4 separate regions of the Homo sapiens genome follow, and all the other regions are linked to region 1. A link is a contact called in ENCODE Hi-C or POLR2A ChIA-PET data. All regions are on one chromosome and are shown on one strand. Each heading gives the region's core, a stretch centred on a gene start or an enhancer-like site at or near the end of the contact. The rest is flanking DNA. Distances are from core to core; before and after follow the strand shown. Region 1 overlaps LPP (LIM domain containing preferred translocation partner in lipoma). Region 2 overlaps LPP (LIM domain containing preferred translocation partner in lipoma). Region 3 has its middle 62 kb from the start of LINC01991. Region 4 has its middle 21 kb from the start of LINC01991.

What was found. Hi-C counts contacts between places; a loop is a spot of excess contacts on that map. ChIA-PET counts read pairs that join two places held with the same protein, here RNA polymerase II (POLR2A). Pooled maps may share reads with other maps.
Region 2: a loop to region 1 is called in a map of PC-9, with 2.1 times the contacts of the local background. The contact joins two enhancer-like sites. A Hi-C loop is called at or near these places in 2 of 168 maps with a recorded cell type or tissue (PC-9 and heart left ventricle).
Region 3: a loop to region 1 is called in a map of PC-3, with 5 times the contacts of the local background. The contact joins two enhancer-like sites. A Hi-C loop is called at or near these places in 1 of 168 maps with a recorded cell type or tissue (PC-3) and 5 of 50 pooled maps. POLR2A ChIA-PET finds 5 or more read pairs at or near these places in 1 of 52 experiments (PC-9).
Region 4: a loop to region 1 is called in a pooled map, with 9 times the contacts of the local background. The contact joins two enhancer-like sites. A Hi-C loop is called at or near these places in 3 of 50 pooled maps. POLR2A ChIA-PET finds 5 or more read pairs at or near these places in 2 of 52 experiments (OCI-LY7 and endothelial cell of umbilical vein).

Annotation. Positions count from the first base shown.
Region 1 is chr3:188,359,545-188,364,558 of GRCh38, reverse strand. The region is part of intron 3 of LPP (LIM domain containing preferred translocation partner in lipoma); the gene reads right to left. Among named protein-coding and RNA genes, the nearest start is that of FLJ42393, 180 kb to the right of the region's middle. Within about 2 kb of position 1,863, at least 6 of the 41 ENCODE cell types and tissues checked have a DNase peak (open chromatin) inside an H3K27ac peak, as active enhancers do; they include PC-9, where a contact is called at or near this core.
Region 2 is chr3:188,672,245-188,677,644 of GRCh38, reverse strand. All of the region lies in intron 7 of LPP (LIM domain containing preferred translocation partner in lipoma), which reads right to left. Among named protein-coding and RNA genes, the nearest start is that of MIR28, 14 kb to the left of the region's middle. Within about 2 kb of position 3,669, at least 3 of the 41 ENCODE cell types and tissues checked have a DNase peak (open chromatin) inside an H3K27ac peak, as active enhancers do; they include PC-9, where a contact is called at or near this core.
Region 3 is chr3:187,911,252-187,916,834 of GRCh38, reverse strand. No RefSeq gene overlaps it. Among named protein-coding and RNA genes, the nearest start is that of LINC01991, 62 kb to the left of the region's middle. Within about 2 kb of position 3,019, at least 10 of the 41 ENCODE cell types and tissues checked have a DNase peak (open chromatin) inside an H3K27ac peak, as active enhancers do; they include PC-9, where a contact is called at or near this core.
Region 4 is chr3:187,952,148-187,957,979 of GRCh38, reverse strand. No RefSeq gene overlaps it. Among named protein-coding and RNA genes, the nearest start is that of LINC01991, 21 kb to the left of the region's middle. Within about 2 kb of position 2,826, at least 14 of the 41 ENCODE cell types and tissues checked have a DNase peak (open chromatin) inside an H3K27ac peak, as active enhancers do.

The sequences.
Region 1 (5,014 bases), core at 614-3,113:
TCTAATGACTACAAATTCCTCAACTCTATCTCTGAGTGTTTTTGCATGTCTATCTCCAATAGAAGTTTTCTGCATTAATTGTCACCAGCCCCATTCTCCCAGAAAGGAAACCCCATAAGTGTAGAAGCTGTGTCTGGTTTAATTCAACAAATATGAAAATAAAATTTGTCTAAAAAACGAACGAAGGCAAGTATATAAATAAGTATCAAATAAGAAAGGCTCTATTAAAGACAGTAAGACAGGGATAGCAAAAAGATTCCAGGGCAGAAGTTAAGCAAGTCTGTGTCAGGTATGAAACTAGATATGAAGACTTCCAAACACAATGCAATATATTGACTGAAAAGCATGGAGATAGCTAACATTAACTGAGCATAAACAATGAGTCGGGCAGGGCCTTAAACATTTTTGGTAATAACTCTGAATCCCCAAAGTAATCCTTGAGGTAGATACTGTCATTACCTTCATTAAGTTGGAGGATGATGAGGCAAATGAACTGCAGAGAGTCCATGTAACTTGCCCAAGCAAATGGCATTGCCTTCAAACCTCGACCAAGACAGTCCAGCTAATGTGCTTGACCACGCTTCTGCAGAAAACTGCCAACATCTTGCCCAAAGGAACAAGTACATAGTATTTTTTTTTTTTTTTTTTTTTTTGGGAGGGAGTTTTCACTCTTTCGTCCAGGCTGGAGTGCAGTGGCACCATCTCAACTCACTGCAACCTCTACCTCCCAGGATCAAGGGATTCTTCTGCCTCAGCCTCCCTAGTAGTTGGGATTACAGGAGCCCGCCATCATGCCTGGCTAATTTTTGTATTTTTAGTAGAGACGGGGTTTCACCATGTTGGCCAGGCTGGTCTTGAACTCCTGACCTCGTGATCTGCCCGCCTTGGCCTCCCAAAGTGCTGGGATTACAGGCTTGAGCCACTGCGCTCAGCCCAGGACAGAGTACTTTCTAGAGCTCAGTCGAAGGAGGGCGTTTGCAAAGAGACCAAAGACGTAAAGAGCCCATACACCTAGGAAAATGTAAGGGTAAACATCATGCTCTAGGGACCTGAGCTGCCTTGATGGAAATATGAAACTCCTACAGTTTTAGAGGGAAAGAGTGAAGCCACTAATCCAGCTGCAGCCTTTTCTAATTTACCTGATTTCCTCAAATTGGAACTCACTCTTTGCTGAGAGCAGTGAGGCTGAACATCTAGTTGTACTGTTATTTTGTGACAGACAAGAGTGTCGTTTTTACCTTGACTTAGCATTTGAAATGCTGATGGTACCTTCGTGATAAATCCACATGCATTTTCCTTCCAGAAAAGGTTAAAGGCCTTTTAGCAAAAAACCGGGCGTGGAAATCAAAGCTTGAATGGTGAAAGAGATCATCCTGTGGGCAGTCTTAATGACACTTAATTCTCAGATGACAAATTCTGTAGTAAACAACCTCTTGATTCTGTGCAAAACGTTTTTAATTTCATGCCCTGCTAATCACACAGCTGTTAAATTTCCCTTCCCATCAGTTGTAAAAAAAAAAAATAAATAAAATAAATAGATAATAATTGTAATAATAATTTAAAAAACAGTTGGGTCTCAAACAAAATTTGAGCCCTAATGAATTTTCCCATCTGGAATTAATAATGTGGTGGATGGTGAAACTGTCTGGATTCAGTTGATGTGAACTTAGATTACATTATTTTAAAGTATCAAAATGGAAGGCTCTGATCATCAAAAGCTACTGACATGCTGGCCACAGAACGTGGTTTCCACTGCATCCTCAGACAAACCTGGAAGCTGACGTATTCTAACAGATTTTAGCGATTTATTTTCTTCCGCAGTGACCTTATCTCTACTCGGCCACAATGGGCACTATACACACATAGAAGTACTGACTAGACATGGCATTGTGAACTCGATGACTCAGAGCCTGAAGAAGAGAAAACGTGTGTGTTCATATTGTAAACACGTCGATCTAATCACTACAGGGAAATAAAAAGAGGCTATCTTTAACACTGCAAATAAAAACAAAAGCTAAGGAGTAAAGGATGGAAGGGGATGTAAAAGTATCAGGAAACAAGAGAAGGAGGATGTCCAAAGGAGTATGGCAGTGAGAGTAAGGCAACGGTGTAGGAGAGAGAGGCTAATGGCCAGGAAAGAAAATTCCAGAAAGGAAGCGGCAAAAAGGATATCCAGTAAAGAAGAAGACAAACACAAAAAGCAGTCAAATAAGCATAGTCAGATGGATCAGGATATTAGCATAGAATCTTTGGAGAAGATATTCTCATATTTCTACTATCTCTTTTCCCATAACCTCAGCTATAAATAGTTTAAGAAATGCCTAGCGTATTGAAAACACTGTGCCTTTTTCTGGCATGTTTCTACCCTAAATTTCATTTGCGGACATCCTTTTAGTCTTCAAAAGGGTTGTTCAAATACCCCCTCCTTCAGGAAACCCCTCCTTCATACTCACGCCCACGGAAACCCTCCTTCGGGCCCACAGCCTACTATCTGTACCTCTCCTTTGTCGCACTGTACATTTCGCTTGGTGCAAGAGCTAGTTATTTATGTGTTTGTGTCCCCTATTGAACAGTGAACTCTGGGAGGAAAGGAAGTACATTTAGCCATATTTTTATTCCTTGGTGGCAGACCTAGGCTTTGCAGAGTAAGCACTTGAGGAATAGATAGGTTTTCTTAAGAAAACCTAGAGGGGCTAGGCACAGTGGCTCACGCCCGTAATCCCAACACTTTGGGAAGCCAAAATGGGCAAATCATTTGAGGTCAGGAGTTCGAGACCAGCCTGGCCAACATGGCAAAACCCCATCTCTACTAAAAATACAAAAATTATCCTGGTGTGGTGGCAGGGCGCCTGTAATCCCAGCTACTTGGGAGGCTGAGGCATGAGAATCGCTTGGACCCGGGAGGTGGAGGTTGCAGTGAGCCGAGATTGTGCCACTGCACTGTAGCCTGAGCAACAGAGCGAGAGAAAGGAAAGGAAAAATGAAAGGAGAGGAGAGGAGAGGAGAGGAGAGGGGAGGAGAGGAGAGGAGAGGAGAGGAGAGGAGAGGGAAAAGGAAAAGGAAAGGAGAAGAAAGGAAAGGAGAGGGAAGGAAGGAAGGGAGGGAGGGGAAGGAGGGAGGGAGGGGAGGGAAGGAAGGGAATGAAAGAAGGAAAAAACCTAGAGAATGCACCCTTTTAGGCATTTTTGTGATAGAAATCATAATTTTAAGGATTTATAAATTTAACCATAACAACACCCTACGACCCCTATAAATGGCAACCGCTACTACTATTTCATGACTCTTTTCAAGTGTACATGAGAAGTTCAGAATATGAAAGTAATATTCAAAATCTTTATCACAGTTTATTTGAAGAAAAATTATAGTATAAATACAACATTGCTCTTCAACCTAAGCTCACAACTATTGGTATGAGTATCATTTCCAGAAACCTAAAAGAGCTTTCCTGAAATCCCAACATCCCGTCAGCTCCACCTAGTCTTCCATAGTTCATTAAAAACAAGCAGCATTTCTTTCATGCCTCATCATTAATGATAAAGCAAATGAGTCAACTGTACAGAAACAAAGAAAACATCAACAATAATTTACTATTAGCATCATTGCATTTGTGTAGCACTTTATACACCCGCTATCTCATTTGACCTTTTTCATGAGCTTCTGCAGTACAAGGAAATGGAATAATTATTTTAGAGACAAGGAAACTCCAGTCCATAAGATGTCCAAGAACACACGGCTAGTAAGAGGTTATGGCAAGATGTGATTCAGGATTCGAGAACTTTTCATCTAGATTTTTGTTCATTTATGCAAAACTGTCTCTCTTATCTAATAAAAGTGTTTACCAGGCTTAAGAAGTGGATGATGGAGCTTCTGAGATCCACATAAATAAGAAGTTGTCTAATTCAGGCCAGATGTGGTGGCTCATGACTGTAATCCCAGCACTTTGGAAGGCTTCAATGGGAGGATCGCTTGAGCCTAGGAATTCAAGACCAGCCTGGGCAGCATAGTGAGACCCCATCTCCACAAAAAGAAAAAAAAAGTTATGTAATTCAGACAGGATATCATATGGACTTCATGAGAAGAAAGAGAGAGGAGGGTGGGAGAAAGAAGGGAGGAAGAGAAGAAGAAAAGACAAAGAGGAGAGAGAGAAGGAGGCAAGGAAGAAAGGAAAGACTTTGGACTAAGATAGTTAAATATCCTGGAAAACAGAGGTCTTGAACTATGCTTTAAAGAAGTGCTAATAAACATAAGCCCACAGAATGACAGTTTCAGGATCATCTGGGAGTGCAATACAAATTCTCCCACACTCTCTCAGGTTTACTAAACCATAACTTCTGAGGGTGGGATTCCTAATTCCGATGCAGGCCGGGTTTGAAAAGCGTTCCTTCAAAGTTAAGGTAGGACCTAAGCAAATAGCAAGAAGGTAACAGACATGTAACAGAAGGGGGGAAAGTGACACTAACGATAAGGAAGCCTAGAATCCAGAAAACTCAAAATATGTCAAGTAAAGAAGGTCTAAAATAATGGGTTGAAAAAGAGGTATCTTGTGAGGGACTGGGTCTGAAAAGCTATCATCAAGTCATATGTTAAAGTGGAGAAGGCTGGAATGTGGGCAGAGCAGTGCAATATAAACCTGTGGGCTCTAGAGTAACCCAGATCGAGTTTTAGGTCTTAAGGGGAGAAAGAGGTATAAACCTAAAGAACAAGAGTATCGTCATGCAATACAAGAATAGAGTTACAGGGGGCTCAGAGGCTCTTCAGAGGAGAATCTCATTTACAACCTGGAGACAGATGAGTTCAGCAGACAAATAGGGAAAGGAACAAGGGAAAAGCTCAAGTTGTAAGACAACATGATCTATTCAGCACCAGCAAGCCACTCTGGATTCACTGTCCTCACGTATAGAGGAAGAGATTAATAATCCTGACTCCACTGGGTAGTTGAGGGGATTAAGGAAGGGAATTTGACATGACAATTCTAATGACCTGCCCAGCGTGGAATAAGCACTCTTTACAGTCC
Region 2 (5,400 bases), core at 2,420-4,919, 310 kb before region 1:
TTCCCTCCCCCTCTCCCATTTCCCAGCAGAAGTTCTGTTATATCATCTCTAGGACAGCCACAGGAAGATTTAATAACAGCTTTTAAAGAAGCCCATTTCATGTAATTCAACTTGATTCAACAAGTATTTCTCTATCAGTTTCAATCTTATTCAACTTCCATATACAGTAGAGTAAGAGGGCATCTCTCCTGAAGAGATACCAGAAACTGAGGAGCAGATTTATGAATTTCACAAAGCCACAGATAAATCAAATATTAAATAAAAGACCCTTAATGATTTTGAGGATGGGGATAACAAGTCACATTCACTTAGTAACTATTATGTAGAAAACGAAAGGTGAAGAAAATGTTAGATTCTAAAAGTAACATAATTGTATTAGCTATCTATAAAACAATAAAGACTTGGCAGAGTAAAACAACATACATTTATTATCCCACAGTTTCTGTGGGTCACAAGTGCAGGTATGGTTTAGATGGGTCCTCTGCCTCAGGGTCTCATTGTCTACAAGCAAAGTTAGGCTGGGGTGGCAGTCTCAACTGAGGATTGACTGGGGAAGGATCTGCTTTCAAGTTTGCATGATTGTCGTCAACAGTCGGTTCCTTGCAGGCTGCTAAACTGATGGCTTCAGTTTCTTGTCAGCTACTAGGTGCCCTCACTCTTTACCACATGGACCTCTCCAGGTGGCAGCTGACAACATGGCAGCCTGTTTCTTTAAAGCCTACAAGGGTGAAAGTCCCCTCATAGAACAAATGTTACAGTCTTATATAACACAATCACACACAAGTCATCAAAGACTACATGTGACCTTTGCTGTTTCTATTGGCTAGAAATCATAGGTCCCTCCCACACTCATTGGGAGGCAATTACACAAAGGCATGAATACCACCACGTGGGAATAATTGAGGGCACCTTAGAGTCTGTCTAATGTCATTTTGTTCCCTCTGTATAAGGATCTATAAGGCCACATTGGTCTTTAATGCAGGAGAGGGGCCTTCATTTTCTGAACAAGAAAGACCTTTAGATGTTGATGGAGATTTTACCCTTTACCCTGGCACAATTTGTTTAAAACGTAATGCAGAATTTTACCTTTTTCAAGTACAAAGACATATAACAAAGAACGAAGAAAACTGTTGTTTGTTTTAATCTTTTCAAATATAATTTTTGCACAGGGTTAGAAAATACACGTTTTTTGGAGATGCATTAATCCCATTCTGGAGTTCAAATGTGTTCTCAACTTCAGTGCTAATGACCTGTCTTCTACCTATCTAAATTACCTAAGATGTGGCGACACGGAGTAGACTATTGAAAACACTTAATTGACAGCTTGTACCCGCTGGCTGCCCTTTATTTACATCTATGTAGCTTCACCTGAATACAATGTAGCTGTTTCAGTATTTTAGTGTATCTCCCCACTATGTGCAAGGCAGGATTTTGTCTAGATTATTCCATGAATACACAAATCTAATCTTCAAGAATTCGATTCCACCAGAATACGGTGGTGACTGCTACCTATTTTTTTTAAAAACGTTTTCACTTTTCTAATATTTTTCCCTTAAAAATCTTTTTATCTATTACAGACCAAAGCCAATTCTCATTTAGAGACTAGTAATCTTTCATTTCCAGTATAGTAATCTTTCACCCCTAGGATTCTTTCTCTTAAATCAAAAAGAGGATTCCAATCACCAAAACTTAAAACAGAATTCCAATGTAAGAGAGAGGATTGCAGCAGTCGGGGCAGTACAAGAAAACACTAAAAATTAGGAACTCTGAAGACATGATTCCTGGGTGCTTTCTATAACAAAGTCAGGCTTCAACATTTCTGAGGAAAAAGAACATACCTTTTCTGATACATATTAAAATGGTTAATATATGCCTATGTAATGCAAATGAGCAATCAGAGCTCACTAAGAACTTTAGAATTATTAAATGTTGGAGTTGAAATAGAACTTTTTATTCATCCAGTTCAATCCCTGTAATTCCAGAAGGACATTTGGGGCCTGAACGGTTACATGACTTGTCTAAGGCTATAAAGCCACTCGACAGTAGAAATAGAACTAGAACAATGATATACTGGCTTCTAAGCTTAGCACAGATTACTACCAACACCCCTTGATGTGTTGTCCTTCATATACAAACATACATCATCCAGAAGGCATATACTTGAAGCTATTTCTCTAATTTGCTAGGAGCTATTCACAGTCTTAGCCCCACCATTCTTTATTTACTTCTTTGCTTTGTGTGTATGCGTGGTTTGTTTGTTTGGTCTACTTGTTGAGCAGTTAAGGAAGCCAACTAATGAAAAATGAAGATCCAGGCTAGCTGTCCAGATTTTGCCATACCTCAGGGCTTGCCGCAACCCACTTCATTCTGTCTGTGAGAACTTCCCAGTATACCCTAGCCCACACTGGCTTGACACACTGCTTCATCTCTACAAATGACTCTAATCAGTACCACAAGTCTGAACAGCTGTTATGTAATCGTTCAATTCCTCCATCTTTTCATTTACCTTCCAGCAGGGCTGGTCCTCTTCTTTTGTATTATACTCATAACTAAGGCTAATGCTGTGGGAGAAATTTCTTCAAAAAATTTCTGAATTACTCCTATGCCCTCGTAATCACAATTATTCCAAACAGGGCAGGATTAGAATGGCACCTAAAAAGTAATATTGCCAAGGACTTATGCAACACAATAGTAATATTCATTCACACACTTCTAGTTGCTAAAGCAGCATGCATGTCCTGTGATAATAAACTTTGAAGTAATAAATATGTCACAGCCTCGGAAGGTTCCAACACTTGATCTTCTGGATGGTCTTTCTATGAGGTGGAAAAAGCATAGACTTTGAAGTCAGAGATGCCTAGGTTCAAAGTTTAGCTTTGCACACCTACTCTCGTACAAGGTATTTAATATCTCTGGGCTCCAGATTCCACATTGCAAAATGAGATGGTAAACCTTATCTAGCAGGGTTATTATGAAGATTAAATGAGAAAATGTAAAGAAGAAACCCAGCCCAATGTTTGTTGAAAAGTAGGTACTTACATAATCGTTTTCCTTTGTTACCTTTACTAAAATCATGAGATTATGTGAATTCAGCTAGAGCTTCGGTGCAGCAGTGTTAACAAAACCAATTGAGGTTCCCAAATTAAACATTTCCTTATGTAAGTTACATTGTGGTATGCTAAAAGATTTAAAGGCGTGACTCTATACCCAAGGCAGATTGGAGAAGGAAGGAAAGCTAAGACATTCCTGTGATGAGTAAAAAGAGAAGAGAGAAAGAAGAGGAATTAGGCACAAAATGGTAAAAAATTTACTTTTCGTGTTTACAAAAACAAAGTTGGGAAACATAGAGTTGAAGAGCAGGAGAAGGAAAAATTGTCAGGGAAGTCAAAGGTAGGAGCTTTTGAGATATAAAGCTTCCATCTATGTTCTTTTTTAAATTGTTGCAACCCTAGTATCCCAGAGTGTACTGTGTGAAAACTTAACCAAGTATAACTAGTTCAGAATGTGGCCACTCAATAGGCAGAAGGGCTTTTAGGCAAATTCAGCAAAAAGCCAAGGGCTCAGCAGTATATTCCAGAAAGGTATTGTGTTTGTTATGACATGCCCAACAACAGTAAGTGCTTATAATGGGTTTGGAATGTTCTTCCCTACACTACAAAGGAGTAAGATGCAAATGACCCAGGGGGTATATTTCATCAGTCATCTCCTAGAGAGACAGAATCTTATGCAATCTTCTTTGAAAAAAAAAAAAACAAAAAAGAAAAAAATTACAGAGACAGAAAGAAAGGGACTCTACCCTTCCTTAAGAGACTGAGTATTGGTACTGCTCATATTCCAATTTTTCTCTTTTCAGTTACTCCAATAAGTCCCGCCTCTCCTTCCTCCAGTTTGGCTGGACAAGCTAAGTTTTCACATCATGCACTCAAAATGGGGAAGGAGAAACTTGTCCATTTTCTCTATGTCTGGAGGAGCAGGAAGAGCCACAGTATCCAGAATCATAGCTTCAGGGAGAGGAAGAATGGTCACGATCTACTGGCTAAATGAACTCTTAGCTGATACCTGAATCCTGAAAAATGCCCCCTACCCATAATGTTTTAAAAGTCTCAGAGAGACCAAAGCATGAGCCTAATTATGATTGATGTTGGTACTAATTAAAATGGGGAAGTATTGAGAAAGTGCTACATTGATTAATTATAGAGGCTGTACACTGTCAAAGAGTTTTATAAATATTTAATAATTTATCTTAATATTGATGTGGATGAATACCACCTTCATTTTTCTTTGATATGACTCTACAGTGGTTTGTTGTTGTTGTTATTTGTTTCCACATATAGGGCCCTATGTCATTCATGAGATGATGTAAATTGACCAAGCTCACAGGGCCCTCAGAGTTAAAAACAAACAAACAAACAAAAAAACGGTACTTCTCTATTATGAATCTGCCCAGCTCACATTTAACTTCTCGTGACTGGAAATAAGCTTTCTTTTACTTGAACTTCCACAGGTTGTTTAATTTGTACTCCTTCAAAGCATATAACCAGTGATAAGAAAGTTATTTATATGCCTTTTTCTCTACTGGAACAGACAGACCATGTTGCACACACATTAATGGCCCAAATGGGACTTAATATAGCTTGGGGATTCTCAGTACACGAGTGCTGAATGGAAACAGAAAAAAAAAAAACAATAAAAGAAAACAATTTTTTCCTTAGAAATGGAAGTCAAAAACTAAATTATAGATAGTAAAATATAAAGTGATTCGTATATTATATTGACTCAATTCCTCCAGTTCCTCTCCTCCCAGGGTTTAGACCTTTAAAAGAGAAAACATACTATTGTCTTGGCAGCAGCTCCAGGAGCAACTCTAAAAGGTGTTGTCAAAGCAGTGGAGAGAAGGGAACGAGCTTATGGAAAGAACAAGCGATTGGAAAACAGTGAAAGGCACCAATCTTCAAAGGTATAGGAAGAGGAAGGGCACAGACAGCTTATTCTGCTCCTGCCTGCAGGGCAGCCTCTGCCCAGGGTTAAGAAGCAAGCTGGTAGCAGCAAATAGAAACAAAAATGGAGCAGGTAAAATCACCCTCTATCCCCACCACCCCCTCCATCAACGTACACACACTGTAAGTGAAGAAGGGGTAAAGATAAATAGCATTTTTACTCCAGTCCTTTAACCCTCCCTAACTCCATCCAACGACAACAACAAATTAATAAGAAAAAGTTGCATAAACAAAACCAAGCAAAACATGAGCCAACAAGATAATGTACCAAACAGGGTAAGCTCTGGAAAATGAATGGGGGTATGGGTGCACTTTCACTTTCTTTCATGAACTTCTGCACTGGATGATTAAAAAAAAAAAAGAGTCTTATAACAAACATTTGAAGACAAAAAGCTCACCATAA
Region 3 (5,583 bases), core at 1,770-4,269, 450 kb after region 1:
TTGTCATTTTCAAGGATTTGAGGTAGAAATGCAGGAGGTGGGGACAATTGGGCTGCATCAGTATTAACTCCCAACCAGATCGCTGGAACTGCTGCTGCAGTTGAGTTGAATCATTTCTTCCTTCATACCAGTTTGTTGGCAAGTGAAATAATAAGCATAAACATATTATCATAGTGCCTGGTATAGAGTAAGTCATTATTTTGTTATTATTTTTTTCCTCAAGAACATCAGGGGAAAGAAGAAAAGAATCGAATTCTTAACTAGCCAATTTGGTGTCTGAACAAATTCAATTCATAGAGCATTAGTTCTGACAGGAACCACGAAGAAAATATGCCTAATTTCATCATTTTCTGTAAAAGATAATTAAGGCCCAGAGAGGGAATGTCACTATAGCCTCATGTCTGTGAGGGGTTAGAGTTGATACTAGAACCCAAATATTCTGGGGCTAAGACCAGGGATCTTTTTAGCAGACCAACTCTTACCTTTATGCAGAGTTTCTGCACAGCAGGAAACAGAGAGCTGGAGGAGAAATGGCCTGTTTGCTCGGGGACTCTAGGAACTTACCCTATCAATACGGTTTGAAGGTCATCAAAGTCCCCTTCTGTACAAAAGCCCTGGCTATGACTCCAAAACACTTCACAGGGTAAAGGATTAATGAAGTCCCCATGATTCAGTCAAAATGAAAACTTTTTAAAAATAGCAAAGAGTCACACAACTCCCCACATCTGCAAGAGTAACTTTTTAAAAAGTCACCAAGACAGGTTTAAATTCCTAGCTTCGTCCTTTACTTTGCTTATGTTTTGAAGCTTGATTCATCCCTAGTTCTGTCTCTTACATACTTTTAAAGATAAACTTGTACTCACTTAACTTCCAAATTAATTTACTGTAAACTCCTCCCTCTGAAGGAAGAGGAAGAAGGAAATTAGTGATTTTAATGCTGATTGCATTTTTGAAAGGACTCAGTTTCTCGAAAATGAGCTTCTTTGTTGGTTAATAAATGTTTTCTCTGCCTTAGTTTCAGATTCTGATTGTTCTCTTTTCCTCTTGCCATTCTCTGAGCTCTCCTTCTGCCTTTGATCATGGGCCTGGAAATCTGCCGTTTGTACATGAGAAAAGAGAGGGCTGGGATTTCCATTACCTTCCAGAGTGCAGAGGGGACTATCGCATGAAATCTCTGTGAGGGACCAACTCCTATAACTGCTGCCAGAAGGGTGCTTTTTGATATCTGGCCTTCTATATCACATCTTTATTAACTCCAGGAGACTTATTTTCAGAGACATCTGGGTGTGTATGTCCATGCACATGCATACTCACGTTTTTCTATTTTCTGCAAATGCCTTGTGTTGACTATAAGCACAGAGTTGATCACAGACACTCTTAGGAGAGTATCAGAGAGGTCACGTGTCCAACCCTCCATGAGGCTCAAGTCCCTGCCAAGCCAATTCCACCACTTGGCATCCAGGTAAGAAAGGGAAGCAGGCAGGGAACAAGTCTCAACACTTTCTACCCCACCCTGCTCTCAAGAGCCTCCAGAGACCCCCATTGCTTTCCAGGTGCATTCTAAACCCTGGAGATTGGCACTCAGAGGAAGGAACAGGGTTTCCTGTTTGGCAATAACTGGCACTAGATAATATTTTATTTTAATAATGATGAGGCTGGTCTCTAAGACCCGGCTGACCCCTCCTGTCCTTCATCTTTCAACATTGTGAAATACCTCCCTTCCTTCTCTTACCCATCCTCTGCTGTGCCCAAGTCTCTGCTTACCTTCCCCCACTGCTCTGTACTTTGACTTCTCCTTACCCTCGTTCAAGCATTTTTTTCTGACTGTCATAGTCAATCTCCATTTCTCTCTGTTGAAGACACTTCCTCCTTTATAAAGTATTCCTTCCCTCTTCCTTCAACCTTCCAACCTTCATCCACATGGACTGTCCTCTCTGTGCCCCAAATAACTTACCTTAGGCACATTAGCAATCTCTCTTACTAGAGTATAAACTCCTTGAAGACAGGAACCACTTTATCTCTCTCCATATTCTCCTAACAGAGGACTAGGCCTGTAGTGGTGTAAGACAGGCCTTCTTGCATGAATGGAATCTCAGGTCAGTCTCACCTTTATTCTCATAAGAGGGAATGGTGTGTCCTCACTCTTTTCTCCTCCACTGAAAGCTGAATTAGGAATTATTTCTCTCCTGACCTCTGACCTAAATCTATACAGGTCTGTCCTGAAGCCACATCCACAAGATGATGGGGTGAACAAAAATAACCACGGGAGCTGAGTGACATAGCGGAATATTCACGCCTGTCCCGGCCTTCACATGGGCCTGGAAATTTACAGGAATGTATAGCTGTGCTGTTGCTGAGCTGGCTCAAAACCTGTTTTGCTCGAGCCTTCTTCCCTCACCAGATATGTTGGGTATGGTGAGTGTTGCCAATTGGGACAGGAGAACACCCAGCCCAGGCCCAGGTTTTATTTATCCCAGTGCAGCAGGCTTGCAAGTTAAGGATCCACAGACTTTTCAGTCCTTAATATGAACCTGGGAGCGTTTTGAGATATCTCAAGCAGCCAAGCCAAGAAAGCTTTCTGATTCCAACGGCAATAACCAGTTGTGATTTATTGACTATCAGACCCTGGAGCTGGAAGTAACCTTAAAAATCACCTTATGTGATTCTTTTCACAGATAAGGAAACAGATCATATTTGCCTTGCTTTTAAAATGAGGATAGATTGTATTTATTTGCTTAGTAATTCATTCATCCACCTATCCATCCTTTTATCCAATGATCTATTACCAACTCATTCATTAAATATTCACTAAAGCTAGGTGCCCAGCTTGCACTTAGTTCTAGACATAAAAACATAAATAAGATATGGCTTCTGCTCTCTAAGAGTTTATTATACCTACATGCATACACAAACACATAATTATGATTCAATGTGGTATATCCTGATACAAGTGTAAACAAAGCATGTTATGAGCACAGAGAAAGCGGTGACTAATCTGCTGTGCCTGGAAGAGTGAGGGGAGAGGTAACATTCAAACAAAACCTTAAAGGGAGAGAAAGAGTTCTATAAACAAGGAAGGAGGAAAGGGTCAGATTCTGAACAGCATCTCAAAGGCTCAGCCTGAGGGGAGTGTGCAGCTGGCTGGGACTCCTGAAGAGGGCTGTGGTGCAGAGTGCAAGACCTGCACTGTGGCGGGGGTGAAGGTGGTATAGAAGCCTAGCATGAAAATTTCCATAGCTGTGCTGAATGTCTGAGCTTTAGCTTGGGGCTGACAAGGAATCTTAAAAAGTTTTCAGATGGAGCAGTGTCACGTCAAATTTACATTTTGTTAAGACCTCCTTGGCCATAGTAAGAAGAGACAGAGACTGTTGCAATTATCCTAGAAATAAAGTCAGCCAGAGTAAGCTTTCAAACATATGTCAGACCATGTTACCCACTTGCTTATAAGCCTCCATGCCCCATACTGTCTGTCCCCATCACAAATCCCTGTTTTGTTTGTTAAGGTAGTACACATTGCCTTATTAAATCATTTTATTTATTTGTTAGCAAGCTAATTGTCTGTCTCAATCCTAAAGTGAAAGCACCATTAGAGCAAGGGCTATGTGTGTCTTAGTCAACATTGCGTCTCCAGTCCTAGCGCAGCAACTGGGGCATCACTGGCCCCACAGAGAGTTTGGAGAATAATTGCCAAGAACTTGACCTCAGGAGGTGGTAATGGGGAAAGAGAGAAGGTGAGGGAAGATGACCCTCAAAGGCAGAAAACCAGATCCTCTCTTTTCAGACCCACAGCCCACTCAGTGAGTGGACAGTAGCTGTTTTCAATAGACGGAGAATGGGGTGTGTTCTTCACTGACTGAATTTGCTGCTCACATCTGAGAATTTTTATGACAGGCAATCCTGTTTTCTCTCTTGCCCTCTTCACCCTGTGTGTTTCCCACATTATCCGGCTGTTCAATGTAATCTTCCAAGGATCCTCTACTCTGTGCTTCTGTGTTCTAGCCTCAACCCTGCTGCTAACTAGCTGTGGGACAGACAAGCTACTTTCCTCAGGGCTTTGGTTTCCTTAACCGTACAAAGAGAGCGCTCGCCAAGGACCCATACAATGCTTTCTAACTTACATGCTGTGATTCTCAAATTTCCCCAGCGACGGCAAGAGTTCTTCTGTGTTTTCATTTTATAAAGTGTACAATGATTATGCACAAAATCTCACAAAACAATAATTTTTTTATATACCCCTATTGTCCCTCTCAATTTCTAGCCATAAGTGTTTTTACAGTGATAATCAGAGCATGTGTACAATTTTGCATTCCACTCTCATGCTTGCCCATTATTTGTTATATGTCTTTCATTTTGCCACAGAGTCTTCTCATTTATCATTTTAATGGCTACATAATTTTTCATGGAGTTAATATATCATAAATTATTTAACCATTCCTAAATTGTTGGAAATTTGGATTATTTCCAGGTTTTGCTATTTTAAAGCACCTTGACCATATAGGGTTTTTTTTTTCTTTTTTTTTTTTTTTTTTTAAGAGGCGTTTTACTTAGAGTAAATCCCTGGGACTGAGATTATTAGCTGAGTTTTATGACCTTGAAAGGTATTGCCAAACAGCTCTCCAAAGGGATTGTTTCCATTTGCGTTCAGTTTGTGTTCCACACACGAGCATGCCAGTGTCACAGAAAGCTTGCCAACATGTTTTTTTAAAATCAATTTCCTTTATTTTTTTCAAGTTCAACTTGTATGAAGTGGGGCTTTCTGATTGTTGCTGTATCAGGGTTATCATCAGTGAGGCTAAAATTATGATACAGAGCTTGGTAAATAGAAGCACTTAATAATCAGTATTGTTATTATAAAAAGAGGAATCCTAGGAGGATGAAGCATGCTTGTTCTATCCTCAAACCTCTTTCTTTTCTACTCCTGCCTCCATTTCAATTTACTGCAAATAGTTTCTCCTTACCTTCAATGTTGCCTCCAATTAAAGTGCTACCAGTTCTTCTCTATTCTAAGGTAGCAGAGGCTCCTTAAAGTTAGAAGTCTTGGGCCACGCTGTTTCCCCACTGATTGTCCCCTCCTTTCCATATCTCTGTCAAGAGAGGATCCTCAGTAAATATGGGTTGTTCCCAAAGCAGATTCTTATGTTCCTCTGAAGTCCTCCTTTCCAGAGTTGCCTTCTCCTACTTCTCATCTTCCCAAAGACACCCTTTTGTTATTTGAAGATGATGATCATTTCCCCAGTGAACATTTTCTTCTCCAAGTTGAATATCTCTTCTTTTTAAGGCATCCCTTATCCTACTCAAATGTTCATCTTCTCACAGTCCTGGTTGCTGCTCACTGAGTGAGTTCCAGTCTGTAAATTTCTTCCTATAAGTGTTTGGCCCATTCATCTATTAAAATTTAGTAGACATCATCCAAGCAACAAGCAGGAAATGAAGATGAGTAAGACCTTGATCTTGGCCTCCATATGCTCAGAGTCCAGTGGGTCAGAGGGAAGCACAACCCCCCAAGACTTTGGCTCTAGAGACCTCCTAGATAGCAGGCTGATGAGTAAGTCAGGGAACGACACCCACAGGTAAGTCTGATGG
Region 4 (5,832 bases), core at 1,577-4,076, 410 kb after region 1:
GATATGGACTTGAGAGCAAGAAGCCCAGAGTCCCTCAACCCCAAACTCTGCCCTCCCCAGCCCTTTTACTGTTCCCTGAGATTCTGCTCCATTTAGAGTCCTGTACATTTGTCCCAGGGCAGGGCTCAGACAGGCCAGCAGTGGAGGCACCAGGAAGTCCACCCAACTTGGCTGAACTTCAAGGCTCAAGTTCCAGTTTGGAACAAATGTTCTAGGGTTAATGGCTGGGGCTGAGCAAACTCAGGAAAGACAATCTCCCCAGTCTTGCAAAGTGAAATTCTCTTTTCTTTCAGTGTGTTGTGAAGAACTACAGAAATGTGTTCTCATTAAAAAAAAAAAGAAAAAAAAAGATTTTATTTTGAAACTGGTTCCTGAAATGGGAAACCAAAAGGTTAGTGATGGCTGTGCTGGCCGTTTTTAGCCTCCCTCCACCAGTTTAACCATCCCTAATAATAGTCCAAGAATCACAAGACATTTCCAGCACCAGAAGGTCATCAGTCAACAGCATAGGTGCAAAAGGGAGCGTTTGCTCTTCTACAGATCCCAATGGTCTCATGTATTTTAACAGATGAAATGCTCTGAAGGTGGGGTTGGGGGCGGCCTGGCCTTTGGAAATTAGTCACCACTCACATAGTTCTTGCATTTACACTTACAAAGCACTTTCACAGCTATTATCCAGTGAGATGGGCTGGGCAGAGAAAATTACCCACATTTTCCAGAAATCTGAGACTCCAAGTGAAATGGCTCAAGGTCATCGCTGTTAAACCCAAAGCACTGGGTGTGTTCTTTCCGGGGCCTTGAAGAACCACAGATGGGAATCAGTTACCTTTGCTCTAAACTTGAGCCATCCCTCTAGATGTCTTCCTTTTTCTTCCCACCCTTCCTCCTCCTTCTATGATAAAGTAGGGTACAATTAGTATTTTGATGATGAAATAGAAATTTTATACCTTTGATCCAATATTTTTTTCTTCTGTTTCTCTTATTTGTCTAACCATGAGAAGGCAAGCCCTACCCTAAACTATTTTTGAACCTGATATTTAGTAAATAACCACCAGCAGATGCATGTGAGTTGAGGTGGGAGACCCTTTTCTGAGCTGAGGTGGGAGATGACAGGTAAAGGCTAGCCTTAACTTCTGCCTGATGCACATTTGCTCTCTAGGCCTAGAGAGTATTATGGTTTACACAAGCTATGGAATTTAAGAAGAGAGAGCTCACTGTGTGCTGGGAGCATCCAGAGATATTCTAGCAATGGGTGCCATTATTGAAGAAGCACCTTGAAGATGGATCTGTGGGGTGGTGTGGGGAAGCAACATGATAAGGTCCAGGCCAAGTGTAGTGGCTCATGCCTGTAATCCCAGCACTTTGAGAGGCCGAGGCAGGTGGATCACGAGGTCAAGAGTTTGAGACCAGCCTGGCCAATATGGTGAAACCCCATCTCTACTAAAAATACAAAAATTAGCTGGGCGTGGTGGTGCGTGCCTCAGTCCCAGCTACTTGGGAGGCTGAGGCAGAAGAATCGCTTGAACCCGGGAGGTGGAGGTTGCAGTGAGCCGAGATCATGCCACTGCACTCCAACCTGAGTGACAGAGCGAGACTCCATCTCAAAAAACAAAAAGCAAAAAACAAACAAACAAAAAAGTTAAGGTCCAGAGGTTTAAAAAGTGCATTAGACATTGTGGGAAATTCACATAGCTTCACCATGCTGACATGGTGGAAATAATGTTAGGGAGATATTATGGAGTCATACTGTGGAGGGCCTTAAAAGACAAGCAGAGTCATTGGAATTTTATCCTATGGGCATTTAGGAGTTGCTGAAAGTTTGTGAATGGGAGAGCAGGCGAAGAAGAATGGTATTCTAGAAAACTCTTTTTAGCTGGGTATGCAAGATGGAAAATAACGGGAGTAGCTGGCAGAAGAAAGATTATAAGGAACACTGAACGTGGAGTCAAGAGGCTGACTATAATTTCTAACCTTGATTAGGTTAGTCCCAGATATAAGCATAAACATATATGATTATCTCCTCTCTAATATGCAAACCTGTGTGGCCTACCCTTCAGGAGGTCCTGAACATCCCCTGAATTGAGGGAGGTTAGAGTGCTTTGTAAACTCTGAAACTACAGAACAAACATGGGAGATAGTGATGCAGCCTGGCAGATGCATTGAAAACATGGGCAGGTTGGTGCCTTGGGGATGGGTGGTTGGAGGGAAGGTTGAGTGAATGCCAGCTCTCCATTTAGGAAGTATCTTTCCTCTGGAGGAGTATCCCCTTTCCTTCCTGGAAACTTCTGTGTCACCTGGCACAGACTGGGGGCTAGTGGAAGATGGAGGCATGTCAAGCTGGTAGTCAAGAGTCAAAGACAAGAAATCCCTGAGGTCTCTAGTAACTTCCTCAAGGGGAATAAAAAAAAAAAAATGACAAAGCTAGCCCTTTAACCCCAAGCTTGAAATCAAAATAAACAGTTGGGTTACTGTTTTGCAGAGTTGCTGAGTAATTGTAAAGGGCAAAGAAGAGTCAGTTTTCACAAGAAGATTGCTCAATGGAAAGGTTTTGCCAGTGGAGGTGTCTGGGAAGGTACAAGCAGAAGCCGGCTTAGTTATTGTAAGGAGCTGCTCATTGGAAGACAAGCCTTGGCCTCATGGAGAAAAAGGGTTAACATGAAACAGTGGGAAGCAAACTGCTGAACTGGGACTAGGTTAGGAGGGTTAAGAGAGAAGCATCTGGGCTTTCAGCCACCCTTGGGCTTCTAGTGGAAGCATTTCACAATCTCCTTTCTTCACGGGTTATGTCCTTAAATTGAACAGCCAGTGGGGGCATCTTGGGGTAGTGGAAAGTGTGTTGCAGGCCTGGCTTCAGCACTGCCTGGTGGTGTGACCCTTCCTCTCTGGGCCAGGGTTAGACTAGATGGGATGATCCCTGGGGCTCCTTTCAGATCTAGACCCCTAGGAGGTGTGGGGCAGGCGCAGCCTGTTTTATCAGATTTAAATTCAGAAAGGACAGCTACTGTAAATGACCAGGCTTTAGTGCTGGCAGTGACAGCTACATAAGGAATTTCAAATAAGGTCATCTTAAAGCAAAAGCAACTGCGTGCTTGCTGACCAAGGCTTGTGGATCAGATGAATCAGAAAGCTGGGACCCTTCTGAGTTCATGCTTACCAATCTGTGGGGTTCAGTGTAACTAGATGATACTTTCCCTAATCAACATCATGTATGGGGCAGCAAGTTCCCTTTGAACTTTAGAGAACATAAGCCACAGATGATTTCCCTCCCACTTCCATTTTCCCTTCTCAAGTCTTAGAAAATAAGATCTCTTCCCTTCCCCTTTCCCCCATTTCCCAAGCAGGTTCTCAGTGATAAATGTGCCACTTTCTCTCTTGCACTCACTTGCCCTTGTCCTTTCTGGTGAAAAGAACTTTACCGGTCCAGGCTTTGGGAAGTAGGGTGTCGGGGCATGAAGACAAAGTTCACAAAGCTCGACCAGCTGGTTCCTCTGGTGGCCCAGACTGGGCTGGGTTGTGTTGTGTGTCCACACAGGCAGAGAGGTACCACAGTGAGGTACTCTTTTATTTCTGAAGGGAAACCCTATTCTTCCAGAACAGTTCACAATCACCATTGACATTTTCTGGCCCTGCCTGCAGAATCCAGAGAAACATCCACATGAAATAAAGCTTTACCAAGTGCCAGGATTCAGTTTTAGATGAGGCAAATGACCCACAGGCAGATAAAGAAGGAGACAGGATAAGTGGAGAAGTCACTGTGATACCCTGTAGCATATGGGGATGGCCCTACAAGTATAGGGTGACTTCAAAAGAAGGAGGAATCACACTCAGATTGAAGATCAGAGAAGGCTTCATGGAAGAGATGACATGAGCTAGACCAATTATCAATGACAATTATCAATGTCATTATTATTTTGATGATTATGATTAAAGCTAACTTTTGTTGTTCTCTCACTATGTTTGAGGTACTGTGCTATGCCCTTGTATATTATCTCAGTTCCTCTTCATGGAAATCCTCCCCTGTTAGATAGCATCATTTTGTAGATGAGGAAATTGAGGCTCAGAGGTGATAAATTGCTTTTCCAAGGCCACCCAGAGAGTAAATGATTAGAGCCTGTGATTTCCATAGAGGTATGGATGTGAGATATTCTTAGTGGAGGGTAAGAATGACTGATTAGAGTGGGTACATCATAATTTTGATTGGGTAGGGAATCTGTGGGAGTTAAAGCCAGTGGGACTTGAAGACCAGTGAGAAGTTCAACTTTGTCTGCAGACTGCAAGGAGCCTGGCAGCTTTTGAGGAGGACAGTGACATAATGAGAAGATGGCTTTTGAGATGCTAATTTAGCCTGGAGTGCAAATGGACTCCAGGGAGGACTGACGGCGAGGGGATGGACTCAGAACTGGAGTCCAATCTTCTGAGAGGTGATGAGGGGTTGAGCTAATGGTGCCAGGCAGGAAGGAGAGTTAGAGAAGCAACCTTAGTCTGAGCAGTTGTCCGTCCATGCCCTTGCTTCCAGCACCAAAGGCACAGCAAGTAGAAAAGAAAGTAAATAAAGACAGTCTGCATGCTGGTGAGGTTCCACAGGTTTCTCGGGAGCTTGCCTGTCACTCATGTCTGATGTCAGGTGCTGGTAAGGTGGCTGCCAGTCTTTCCTCACCTTCAGGTGCAGGGCAATGCACCCTCTGAATTAGACCACTTTACCAGTCCAATTTGTATGTTTTCTCCATCACTCTTGTCTCCCCACTCCCAAAACCCCAAAGAAGTGGAATCAAATGAATCAGAGTTGTTTTCTTTTTGTTTTTCAAGTGGAATCAAGGTCTGAAGGAGAATACCTGGGCGGAACCAAAGATGGGATGCTCTGAATCATTAGTCACCTTCAGGGCATCAAACAAGAGGTGAATCAGAGAGACAGGGAGAAGGGCAAGAAGTAATGAGCTCCTGGCGCACTTGTGAATTTCAGAGGCCCCATGTAGACCGCTAGTGGGCAGATGCTCTGCTTCCAAGCTCCTGAGGTTCCTCCTGCAATGAATGTGGCTAAGGCCAAGGAAACACTAAAAATTGCAGTGGTTTTTGACTCAGCCAGGAGAGTTTAGTCACGTGTAGTTGTACTCTTCCTTGGTGCTTCCAAAGGGCTGCTTTGACATCTCAGAGAGCAGTACAGAGTGGCATTTCCAGGCCTGCCATCACCAGGACAGTGAAAGAAAGGGGTCCTAAGGACTATTTAATCCAATATGTGAATACCTAGAGTAGGCATGTAACTGAGACTCAGTCTCCCGCCTTCTTATTTTATTGATTTTACAAACATATAGTGCTCGTTATGTGCCAGGCATGTTCTATGCACTTTATAAGTTATGAATTCGTTTAATTCTCATAATAATCCTATAAGGCAAGTGCCTTTGCCCTATTTACAGATGGGGAAATTGAGGCACATAGACATAAAGTAACTTGGCCTAGGCCTTACAGTACTAGGTTGTGAGGCCTACCAAGATGTGAATCCAAGCAGTTTGGTTACAAAATCCAAACCCTCAACACTTACGCTCTGTTACTCTTTGTTCTCATTTCTACTCTAAGACTGGCATCCCTACAAAAAAGGGAGACTAGATCAATTCATTTCTAAAGGTGAACCATTTTAGAATCTGTAACACATTGTCATTCATTGGAATCAGTAAGTGTTAGGACTTAGGCTGTGCAATTATCAAGGGCTGTTAAATATGCTTTGGTGGACACAAATACCGGTATCTGTTAATTCCTAGCATTGGCTTGCCACCACCCTGATGGTGATTTGGGTGAGTCTTCTGACCCATTACAGGGCCCCAGGCCTTTACTATAGAT